Regions from separate parts of the Homo sapiens genome. Here region 1 is linked to region 2. The links are chromatin contacts, found by Hi-C or POLR2A ChIA-PET in ENCODE. All regions are on one chromosome and are shown on one strand. Each heading gives the region's core, a stretch centred on a gene start or an enhancer-like site at or near the end of the contact. The rest is flanking DNA. Distances are from core to core; before and after follow the strand shown. Region 1 holds the start of NBDY (negative regulator of P-body association). Region 2 has its middle 58 kb from the start of UBQLN2.

Region 1 (5,716 bases), core at 2,117-4,616, 230 kb after region 2:
ATATACATATACACATATATGGGTATATAGACACATATGCATATATATATTTATACATATATACATATATATGTATAAATATATACATATATATGTATAAACATATACACATATATGTATAAATATATACACTATAACAATATTGTTATATATATGTATAACAAAATTGTTATATATATGTATAACAATATATGTATAACAATATATGTTATATATATAACAATATATGTATTGTTATATATATATAACAATATATGTATTGTTATATATATATAACAATATTGTTATATATATATGTATGTGTGTGTGTGTGTGTGTGTGTATATATATATATATGATTGAATACTACTCAGCCTTAAAAACAAACGAATTAATGGCATTTGCAGCAACCTGGACGGAACTGGACAGTATTATTCTAAGTGAAATAACTCAGGAATGGAAAACAAAGCATCGTATGTTTTCACTCATAAGTGGGATCTAAGATATGAGGACGCAAAGGCATCAGAATGATAAAATAGACTTTGAGGACTCAGGGAACGGGTGGGAGGGGCATGAGGGATAAAAGACTACAAACTGGGTTCAGTGTATACTGCTCGAGTGATGGGTGCACCAAAATCTCACGAATCACCACTAAAGCACTTACTCATGTAGCTAAATACCACCTGTTCCCCAAAAAACCTATAGAAATAAAAAAATTTAAAAATTAAGAAAATTTTAAAAAGAAAAGCTAATTTTCAAAAGAAATCAAATTAATCACCCAACTTCTCAATTTAAAAAACTAAATGAAAACCATTTACTATCACTCAGAGGTGGGTTTAGTTTTATTTTCTATTGTCATCTTTTGATCATTGTAAATTATGAGAGTTGGATCTGTAGCACTTCTCAAATTGGCCTCTATGTTCCTCCAACCTAACAGTGCCCTCTTCTGGCTTCATGATTCACATTCAGCTGGTTCACTGATGTTGAAAAAAAAAAGATGATGGAAAAAAAACCTGTTTTGAAACCTGGAATAATAAAGGCTTTAGATCTCCGTTTTAATATAATGAAAACAAACAAAATTCCAGTTGCAAGTATAATGGTGGTTTCCAGCAGCTGGAAGGAGGGTAAAATGGAGAGTTGTTTGATAGGTATGGAAAAGTTCTCGAGATTGGTTGTACAACAATGAGAATATACTTTACCTTATTGAACTGTACACTTAAAAAATGTTAAGATGGTAAAGTTTATGTTATGTATGCTTTACCACAAAGCATATAAACAAATAAATAAATAAATCTAATTGTGGTATAAATAGTCAATGTTGATAGAAGCAACTCTAAGTTGGGACTGTTTTCACCTCAAGTCAAATGTTTACCGTAAATTAAACCTAGCTGGAGTTGATAAAATTTTTAATTCCTGTTACTTTACTAACGAGGCACATATTTCTCTTAATTTGCTAAAACTATAGCTATAGAACGACTTAACTGCAACTCTTAATGTCTTTAGTCGTGAAGATTTAGAGACCTATGTAAAAAGACTGTGAAATTGTTACTTCATTTACTTGAATAAATAATAAAATATTCTTCAGTTTCTAAAAATAAAGACTCCAAAGTTTGACTTGTATATCTGAGTGGAAGGCATAACATTTCACTGAGATGAAAGAAAAAAAAAACTAGGAAAGGAGCAAATTTGGTGGATTAAGGATAGACCAATGGTTCTCAACTGGGGACAATTGTGTACCCGAGGGGACATCTGGCAATGTTTGGAAATCTTTTTGGTTATCACAACTTGAGGAGTAGGGAGTAGTACTGGCATATAGTTGGTAGAGGCTTAGCTTAGGACATTGCTAAACGGTAAACTCTGGCAACCACTACAAAGATTGATTTGGCCTCAAATGTCAATAGCACCAAGATTGAGAAACTCTGGGTTAGAATCTTCTTCGCTGACTTTGACCACTCTTTCTCAGCCTTTGCAGCAGACTTCTTTTCTTCTATCTGTCTCTAATTACTCAATATTCTGTTTTTAGCTCAATTATTTTTCCTTTAGATTTTCTCTTGGGGATATAATCCATTCCCTTGTCTTTAACTATCACCTCTATGTTGCTGTCTCCCACATCAGTATGTCTAGTTCCAACTACTCTTCTAGCTCTAAAATATTGCCTCTCTCAATGCCTCCCTCACATCTTTTCATTAAGCTACAGCTACATCTGACTTTTCTGTCTTTATTAGTAGCATTTGGCACAAAACCACGGGGTCATTTATTTCCCAAATATTTACTGAGTACCTAATTTGTGTAAAGGGCTGTGCTGGTTACTTGGAGGAAGGTAGAAGGGTGGAGATAAGAGATAGTTATAGTAGTAAATGCTTTACATGTATTATCCCTGGTTATGGAAACACCTTTGCAAGGAAAAAATTATGGCCTAGAAACCAAAGTTCCAAGAATTTAAATAATTACTCAAAGAGCTCAGAGCTTGTAAACAGCAGAGTTTAACAGGCACTTCTACTCTGGCATTAAGGACTAAGCTCTCTCCATTTAAAAAAACAAAAAACAAACAAAAAGCACTGAGAACAAAGCTGAAGAAGTGTGATCTAGTTTGTCCATAGCTAAAGGGAGATGGATGTGTAGGCTATTTTAATAATGAAGGTCTAAGAAGTTCCAGAAGCCTTTTCTTCTGAGACACGTGGTACTTTCTTCTGGTTACCATAAATCATAGAATATAACATATCATCACTAGTAAGATGGGTCATTATTTTCCATACCTACAAGAAAGAAAAAAAAAAGCTGCCAACTAAAGTATAGTGTACCATCAATTGTTAGGTCGCAGAGATTTCCTAGATATTCAAATTTGGGGAAAAACATAATAAGCCTTCAAAAATTACAAATTTGCTTAAAAAATAAAGAAAAAATGATCTTAGATTCTATGACATACGGTGAATTCATTTTCCACATTCAATTTCCATGGTTTGTGCTAGTGTGCTATTCTGCACTCTAGTCAACTTACATGTTTGCATATTGCTTTTTAAATGTTTGTAGCTAGTTTCACAGCTCTGTGATGTGCATCTGCAGCTGGCTTGTAAAGCTCTTCAATAATTTATTTGGTTACCGCCCACCCCCGCGTCCCTCCCACACATATAAGCCATTCAGAGTTTACCACTTAAAGGTAAACTTGAATTTCTTCTCATCTTAAAATTGCATAAATTATATTAAATTCTCAATAAATTTATTTACATTTAGTGGGGGTGGGGCGCGATGGAAAAACACTATATTAAATAACGACATCGGTTTTTAACACCCATCCTAATAGAAACATTAAAATAGAATGGGGTAGGGAGGAGGGGTGGAGGCGGAGAAGGGATGTACGTCTCAGGATACAGGAAATACGGTAAGAGCGAAACAGGAGGAAGCCAGCTCTGTGCCTGGAGGGGACTCGCCGCCATCTCAGGTCTCTTGGCTTTGCCAGGGCCCACCGGAGAAAACTGACGACCCGTTTCTGTAATCCTTATGGGAGACCAACCTTGTGCCTCCGGGAGATCCACTCTCCCACCTGGAAACGCACGGGAAGCCAAGCCTCCAAAAAAGCGCTGCCTCCTCGCTCCGCGTTGGGATTATCCGGAAGGAACTCCCAACGGAGGTAGTACCACTCTACCCTCCGCACCTCCTCCTGCATCAGCCGGCCTGAAGTCGCACCCTCCTCCTCCGGAGAAGTAGAGAAATAAATTTCTCCCACCCTAAACCAGGTCAGATTCTTTCTCATCTAGGACATCTAGGCTCTTTGAAACTTATTTATGCATTCTCACAAATTTCCTTCCCCTTTTCCCTGTTCTTTCCATGATTTCAAAATAGAAAAAATAACATGCAGGGATTAAGCAGCTCTTTCACAAAATATGCTTGAATGAAATGATGGATATTTAACGACATTAAATAATTATTTGTAATATTTTAGATGAAATAATTGTAGTTATATTTTCTAAGAAATAGACTTGAATCTTTTGATTTGCTTGAAAGTAAGTCATTGGTGCCAAGGTGGAGGGAAAGTGTAATAAAAATGCTCATGAGTTGATAATTTAAAGCTGGGTGATGTATATGTAGGGATTTATTATATTATTCTCTCTACTTTTGCGTGCATTGGAAAATTTTTTTGTTAAAAAAAAAAAGGCTGGTTCAAGGCCAATAAAAAGCATCTGTTGAAGGCCAGCCTTCAGAAGTGTATGTCTTTCTCTGTGTAAGGCAGGAGAGTTGAATTTTTTTTTTTAAAGCTACAATGTGATAGTCAAATCCAAGTGCCATAATGTTTGCTTGTTCAAGGTATTCAGGAAGGGTGGAGGATGGACCAAGTCACTGCCTGGTAGTAATCATGAGCCATCAAAAAGGAGGAGTAGGGGGGCGGACGCGGTGGCTCACGCCTATTATCCTAGCACTTTGGGATGCCGAGGTGAGCAGATCAGGTCAGGAGTTCGAGACCAGCGTGGCCAACACGGTGAAACCCCGTCTCTACTAAAGTTACAAAAATTAGCCAGGCGTGATGGTGGACGCCTGTAATCTCAGCAACTCGGGAGGCTAAGGCAGGACAATCATTTGAACCTGGAAGGCAGAGGTTGCAGTGAGCCGAGATCGCGCCATTGCTCTCCAGCCTGGGCGACAATAGCAAAAAACTACGTCTCAAAAAAAAAAAAAAAAAAAAAAAAAAAAAAAAAGGAAGGAGGAACTTTGGGTGGGCCTTAAAGGTTGAGTGACATCTGCCATGTGGAGGGGCAGGGAATGCTTTTCAGGCCGAGGGTTTCCAGAGAAAAGGCAGAATTCTTCTGGAAACAGCTTGGCTATAATTTTGAATCTACAAGAAGGACTAGGAGGTGAAGATAAAGTGCTTCAGGGCCTTAAATGTTATGCTGAGCATATACTTCATTCCAATATCCATCAAGTGCTACTATTTGTATTTTAAGATTCCTATTCTTACTATCAGAAAAGGAATCTCTGATATTTAGATGAACTTTATAGAATGCAAATTATAAAACTGAATCTGACCCAAGTTTTATAGATCCTTTTAATTCAAAGGAGAGAAGCATCTTTTCTTCATTCGTGCAGTAAACCTTTATGAAGCCCTTGCAATGGGTAGGAATTATTCTGAGAGCTGTAGGGGATGGATGGCCAAGGCATAGTGCCTAGTACATAATAGGAGTGAAACAGATATTTCAATAAATAAATCAATGAATGATGGGACAACTTTGGCGACCAAAAAAGTTTTAGACATTGGGTTTGGTGGTAATGCATAGAAAAAAAAAAATAGAAATCTATTTTACTTGAAAGCATCTCCCTGTCATTCCATACAGTTTTACTTCTCACATGTTTACCTCTATTCAAAGGGGTAGTGGAGTGGAAGGTTGCAGGGAGTAGGGAGAAAATTGCTCAGATAGAAAACAAAAGAGCAGCCGGGCGCAGTGGCTCACGCCTGTAATCCCAGCACTTTGTGCCGCTGAGGTGGGCAGATCACCTAAGGTCAGGAGTTCGAGACCAGCCTGGCCAATATGGCGAAACCCCATCTCTACTAAAAGTAAAAAAAAAAAAAAAAAAAATAGCCGGTCATGGTGTTGTGTGCCTATAATCCCAGCTACTCGGGACGCTGAATTAGGAGAATCGCTTGAATCCAGGAGGCAGAGATTGCAGTGAGCCGAGATCATGCCACTGCACTCCAGCCTGGGCGACAGACCGGGACTCGGTGTAAAAAATAAATAAATAAATAATT
Region 2 (5,981 bases), core at 47-2,546:
CACATGGAGAAGAATAAAACAAGACCTCTATCTTTCACCATATACAAAAATCAAACCAAAATGGATTGAAGACTTAAATCTAACACCACAAACTACAAACTTACTAACAGAAAACATTGAGGAAACTCTCCATAACATTGAAGTGGGCAAAGATTTCTTAAGTAATACCCCACAAGCACAGGAAACCAAAGCAAAAATAAAAGAAATGGAATCATATCAAGTCAAAAAGCCTCTTCACAGCAATTGACACAAGAAACAATTGACAAAGTGAAGAGACAACTCAGAATGGGAGAAAATATATTCAAACTACTCATATTAGAAGACATTAATAACCAGAATATATAAGGAACTCAAACAACTTTATAGAAAAAAATCTAACACTCCAATTTAAAAATGGGCAAAATATCTGAATAGACATATATCAAAAGACATACAAATGGCAAACAAGCCTATGAAAAGTGCTCCACATCACTGATTATCAGAGAAATGCAAATCAAATCTACAATGAGATATCAGCTCAGCCCATTTCAAATGGCTTTTATGCAAAAGTCAGGCAATACCAAATGCTGGCTAGGAGATGGAGAAAAGGGAACCCTTTTCACTCTTGTACAGCCTTGGTGGAAATGTTAATTAGTACAACTACTATGGAGAACAGTTTAGAGGCTCCGCAAAAAGTAAAAATACAGCTGCCTGGAGTCTGGGGGGATCACGGAGGATGGGAGGCAAGACTAGATTGCAGCTCTGACTTCAACGGACAGAGCAGTATGTGGAAGCTCGCATTAGAAATTTTTGCTGCAGAATGACTGCAGGAATAAATCAGGACATCTGAGAAGACCCATAAACACCCTGAAGGAAGCATATTGCTCCTGCAGGACCTGGGAGACACCCAAATACTGTGAGTGCCCAAACTGTGGAAGCAGAAAAGGGAGATTGTCCACCCTTGAACACACACCTTTACTGGAGAAACTGAAGGCCTAGATTATCAGAGAAGATTTTGACTTTACTTAGAGCTGAGTTAATTTAGAGAGCCGAGCAAAAAACAAGGGTAGAGGAAACAGTGGGAAAAGTTCTAGGACCTTGCTGGGTCCCCTAGCAAGCCGTTTTTGCCTGGCCTCACATGGGTCCTTCAGGAGGGTGGCCAGAAGCACTGGTAAAAGGCCACAGGGAGAAAGAAATCTTCAGCTGAACTTTGTAACAATTTGAACTGATTAAGAATCCTCCTGGCCAGAACTCAAGGAAGGGTGTGAATCTGGTGTGCAGACTCCACAGGCAGGGGAAGAAGGAAAGCCATATTTGCTTTTACATCTGGGAGGCAGATAGCCTGGGGTGAGTTCTCAGCCCTGCTCACCCACTGCCTGGAAATAGACTCAGTGCTGTTGTGTGGGGCATGAAGGGAGTGAGAGCAGCCCTTTGGAATGCATGGGAGCTGGGTAAGTCCTGTGACTGCTGGCTTTCCCCCACTTCCCTGAAAACCTGCATGACACGGTAGAGACAATCATAATCCTCCTAGGAACATAACTCCATTTACCTGGGAACCTCACCCCCATCTCCCACAGCAGCTGTAGCAAGACCCACCAAAGGAGAGTATGAGCTCAGACACACCTAGCCCAGCCCCCACCTAATGGTTCTTCCCTACCCACCCTGGTAACTGAAGACAAAAAGCATATACTCTTGGGAGTTCTAGGGCCCTGCCTACTGCCTATTCCACAACATACTAGCATAGCTGATGCTCTCTGGAAAGCGACACCTCCTGGCAGGAGGACAACCAGCATAAAAATAGTGCATTAAACCACCTAAGCTAAGAACCCTCACAGAGTTTATTTCACCCCCCTGCCACCTCCACCAGAACAGGTCCTGGTATCCATGGCTGAGACCCACAGGTGGTTAACATCACAGGACTCTGTGCAGACAACCCCCAGCACCAGCCCCCAGCCTGGTAGACTTGCTGGGTTGCTAGATCCAGATGTGAGGCAACAATCACTGCAGCTCAGCTCTCAGGAAGCCACATCCATGCAAAAAGGGGTAGAGTACAACAACAAGGGAACACCCTGTGGGACAAAAGATTCTGAACAACAGCCTTTGCCCTAGACCTTCCCTCTGACAGTGGCTACCCAAATGAGAAGGAACCAGAAAACCAACTCTGGTAATATGACCAAATAAGGTTCTTTAACACCCCCCAAAAAATCACACTAGCTCACCAGCAAGGGACCCGAACCAAGAAGAGATCTCTGATTTACTTGAAAAATAATTCAGTAGGTTAGTTATTAAGCTAATCAGGGAGACATCAGAGAAGGAGGAAGCCCAGTGTAAGAAAATCCAAAAAAAAAAAAAAAAAAGTCACAAGAAGTGAAGGGAGAAATATTCAAGGAAATAGCATAAATAAAAAACAATCAAAACTGCTATCAGGTTATCTAAAGTTAAGATGAATGAAAGAATCTTAAGATCTGTGAGACAAAAGCACCAGGTAACCTATAAAGGAAAACCTGATCATCATGGTGGACAGGAGGCAGGATTGCAGCTCTGACTTGGACAGACAGAGCAGCGTGCAGAGCCTCACATTGTGAATTTTAGCTCCAGATTGACTGCAAAAACAAATAAGCAATCCCAAGAGAACCCAAAGACCCTCTGAGGAAAGCAGAATGCTCTTGCAGGACCCAGGAGACACCTCAAATACTGGGAGTGCCCCAACAGCAGAAGTGGCAGAAGTGGGAAAGGGTGATCCTTCTCTCCCGAACACACACCCCCACTGGAGGAACTGAAGGTCTGTTTGTGGGAGAAGTTTCCAACTTACCTGGAGCTGAGTCAATTTAGAGAGCCAAGTGAAATACAGGGGTAGAGGAAGCAGCAGAAAGGCCCTGGGAGCTTGCTGGGTCCCCAAGCAGGTCATACCTGCCTGGCATTACAGGGATCCATTGGGAGGGCGGCCAGAGGAGTGGGGGGAAAACAGCACAGAAAGAAGAAAATCTCCAGCTGAACTTTGTAACAATTTGAGCAAGACAAGAAGCCTCCTGGCCAGAACTTAGGGAAGGGCATGAATCCGGTGCACAGACTCCACAGGCAGGGGAAGAACCAAGCCCTTTAATTTCACAGCTGGGTGGTGGGTAGCCTGGGGCAGGTTCTCAAGCCCGGCTCTCCCACTGCCTGGAAACAGACTTGGGGCTGTTGGGGGAGCACGGTGGGAGTGAGACAGACCCTTCGGTTTGCATGGGAGCTGGGTGAGGCCTGTGACTGCCAGCTTTCCCCCACTTTCCTGACAACCTGCATGACTCAGCAGAGAAAGCCATAATCCTCCTAGGTACACAACTCCATTGACCTGGAAACCTCACACCCATCCCCCACAGCAGCCACAGCAAGACTCGCCCAAGAAGAGTCTGAGTTCAGACACACCTAGCCATGTCCCCACCTGATGGTCCTTCTTTACCCACCCTGGTAGCTGAATACAACAGGCATATAATTTTGGGAGTTCTAGGGCCCCACCCACCACCAATTCCTCTCCATACTACCACAGCTGATGCTGTCTGGAAAGCACCACCTCCCAGCAGGATGCCAACCAGCACAAAAATAAAGCATTAAACCACTAAAGCTAAGAAACCTTTGGAGTCCATTTCACCCCCCTGCCACCTCCACCAGAACAGGTGCTGGTATTCTTGGCTGAAAGACCCATAGACGATTCACATCACAGGACTCTGGGCAGACAATTCTCAGTACCAGCCAGGAGCTGTTTAGACGTACTGGGTGGCTAGACCCAGAAGAGAGACAACAATCACTGCAGTTTGGCTCACAAGAAACAACATCCATAGGAAAAGAGAAAGAGTACTACAACAAGGGAATACCCCACGGGACAAAAGATTCTGAACAACAGCCATCAGCCCTAGACTTTCCATCTGACAGAGCCTACCCAAATGAGAAGAAACCAGAAAACCAACTCTGGTAATATGAAAAAACAAAACCCCAAAATCACACAAGTTCACCAGCAATTAATCCAAAACAAGATGAAAAATCCCTGATTTACCTGAAAAAGAATTCAGGAAGTTAGTTATTAAGCTAATCAGGGAGGCACCAGAGAAAGGGGAAGCCCAATGCAAGGAAATCCAAAAAACGATACAAGAAGTAAAGGGAGAAATATTTAAAAAAAAAAAAGTTCAAAAAAGCAATTTAAAATTCAGGAAACAATGGACACACTTACAGAAATGTGAAATGCTCTGGAAAGTCTCAGCAATAGAATTGAACAAGTAGAAGAAAGAAATTCAGAGCATGAAGACGAGGTCTTCAAATTAACCCAATCCAGCAAAGACAAAGAAAAAAAGAATAAGGAAATATGAACAAAGCCTCCGCGGAGTCTGGCATTATGTTGAATGATCAAATCTAAGAATAATTGGTGTTCCTGAGGAAGAAAAGAAATCTAAACGTTTGGAAAACATATATGGGGGAATAATTGAGGAAAACTTCCCAGGCCTTGCTAGAGACCAAGACAACCAAATAAAAGAATCACACACACACACACACACAAAATACAAAAAATAAATAAAACAAAAAATGGTTATTTGAAAAGATAAATAAGTTGATACACCATTATTGATATTAACCAAAAAAGAAGAAAGTAAACACAAATAACTTCAATAAGAAATGAAACAGGAGACGTTACAACTGATATAACTGAAATACAAAAGATCATTCAAGGCTACTGTGAACATCTTTAGGCACATAAACTAGAAAACCTAGAAGAGATGAATAAATTCCTAGAAAAATACAGCCCTCCTAGATTAAATCAGAAAGAATTAGATACCCTGGACAGATCAAAAAAAGGCAGAGAGATTGAAATGATAATTTAAAAATTACCAACAAAAAATGTCCAAGACCAGACAAATTTACAGAAGAATTTTACCAGTTCATTCAAAGAAAAGTTGGTACAAATACTTTTCACACTATTCCACAAGGTAGAGACAAAAAGGAACCCACTCTAATTCATTACATGAAGTCAGCATCACCCTAATCCCAAAACCAGGAAAGGACATAACCAAAAGAAGAAACTACAGACCAATATCCCTGACGAACATACATGCTAAAATCTTTAGCAAAATACTAGCTAACCGAATCCAACAACGTATCAAAAAATAATCCACCATGATGAAGTGGTTTTCATACCAGGGACGCAGGGATGTTTTAAGATATGCGAGTCAATAAATGTGATACACCACATAAACAGAATTAAAAGCAAAAATCACATAATTATCTCAATAGATGCAGAAAAAGCATTTGACAAAACCCAGCATCTGTCTATGATTAAAACTCTCAGCAATATTGACATACAAGAGATGTACCTCAATGTAATAAAAGCCATCTATGACAAGCCCACAGCCAACAAAATACTGAATGAGGAAAAGTTGAAGTGGTCTGGCTCGGCGGGTCCCACCCCCACGGAGCCCAGCAAACTAAGATCCACTGGCATGAAATTATCGCTGCCAACACAGCAGCAGCCTGAAATGGACCTGGGATGCTCAAGCTCGGCTGGGGGAGGAGCATCCGCCATTGCTGCGGCTTGAGTAGGCACTTTTACCCTTATGATGTAAACAAAGCCTCCTGGAAGTTCGAACTGGGCAGAGCTCACTGCAGCTCAGCAAGGCTGCTGTGGTCAGACTGCCAGATTTCTCCTCTCTGGGCAGGGCATCTCTGAAAAAAAGGCAGCAGCCCCAGTCAAGGATTTATAGATAAAACCGCTATCTCCCTGGGAGAGAGCACTTGGGGGAAGGGGCGGCTGTGGGCACAGCTTCAGCAGACTTAAAAGTCCCTGCCTGATGGCTCTGAAGGGAGCAGCGGACCTCCCAGCACAGCGATGGAGCTCTGCTAAGGGTCAGACTGCCTCCTCAAGTGGGTCCCTGACCCCCATGTATCCTGACTGTGAGACACCTCCCAGTAGGGGCTGACAGACACCTCATATAGGAGAGCTCCAGCTGGCATCTGGCAGGTGCCCTGCTGGGAAG

What was found. A loop is a pair of places that touch in the nucleus more often than their neighbours do. ChIA-PET counts read pairs that join two places held with the same protein, here RNA polymerase II (POLR2A). Pooled maps may share reads with other maps.
Region 1: a loop to region 2 is called in a map of PC-9, with 12 times the contacts of the local background. The contact joins the promoter of NBDY here to the enhancer-like site in region 2. A Hi-C loop is called at or near these places in 2 of 168 maps with a recorded cell type or tissue (PC-3 and PC-9) and 2 of 50 pooled maps. POLR2A ChIA-PET finds 5 or more read pairs at or near these places in 3 of 52 experiments (MCF 10A, WTC11 and activated T-cell).

The regions. Positions count from the first base shown.
Region 1 is chrX:56,725,877-56,731,592 of GRCh38, forward strand. NBDY (negative regulator of P-body association) reads left to right here and starts at 3,367. Exons shown (of 3, transcript NM_001348129.2): 1 at 3,367-3,713. The coding sequence starts at 3,478. The coding sequence ends at 3,684. RefSeq lists an enhancer at 3,408-3,487.
Region 2 is chrX:56,502,760-56,508,740 of GRCh38, forward strand. No RefSeq gene overlaps it. Among named protein-coding and RNA genes, the nearest start is that of UBQLN2, 58 kb to the right of the region's middle. Within about 2 kb of position 1,297, at least 2 of the 41 ENCODE cell types and tissues checked have a DNase peak (open chromatin) inside an H3K27ac peak, as active enhancers do; they include PC-3 and PC-9, where a contact is called at or near this core.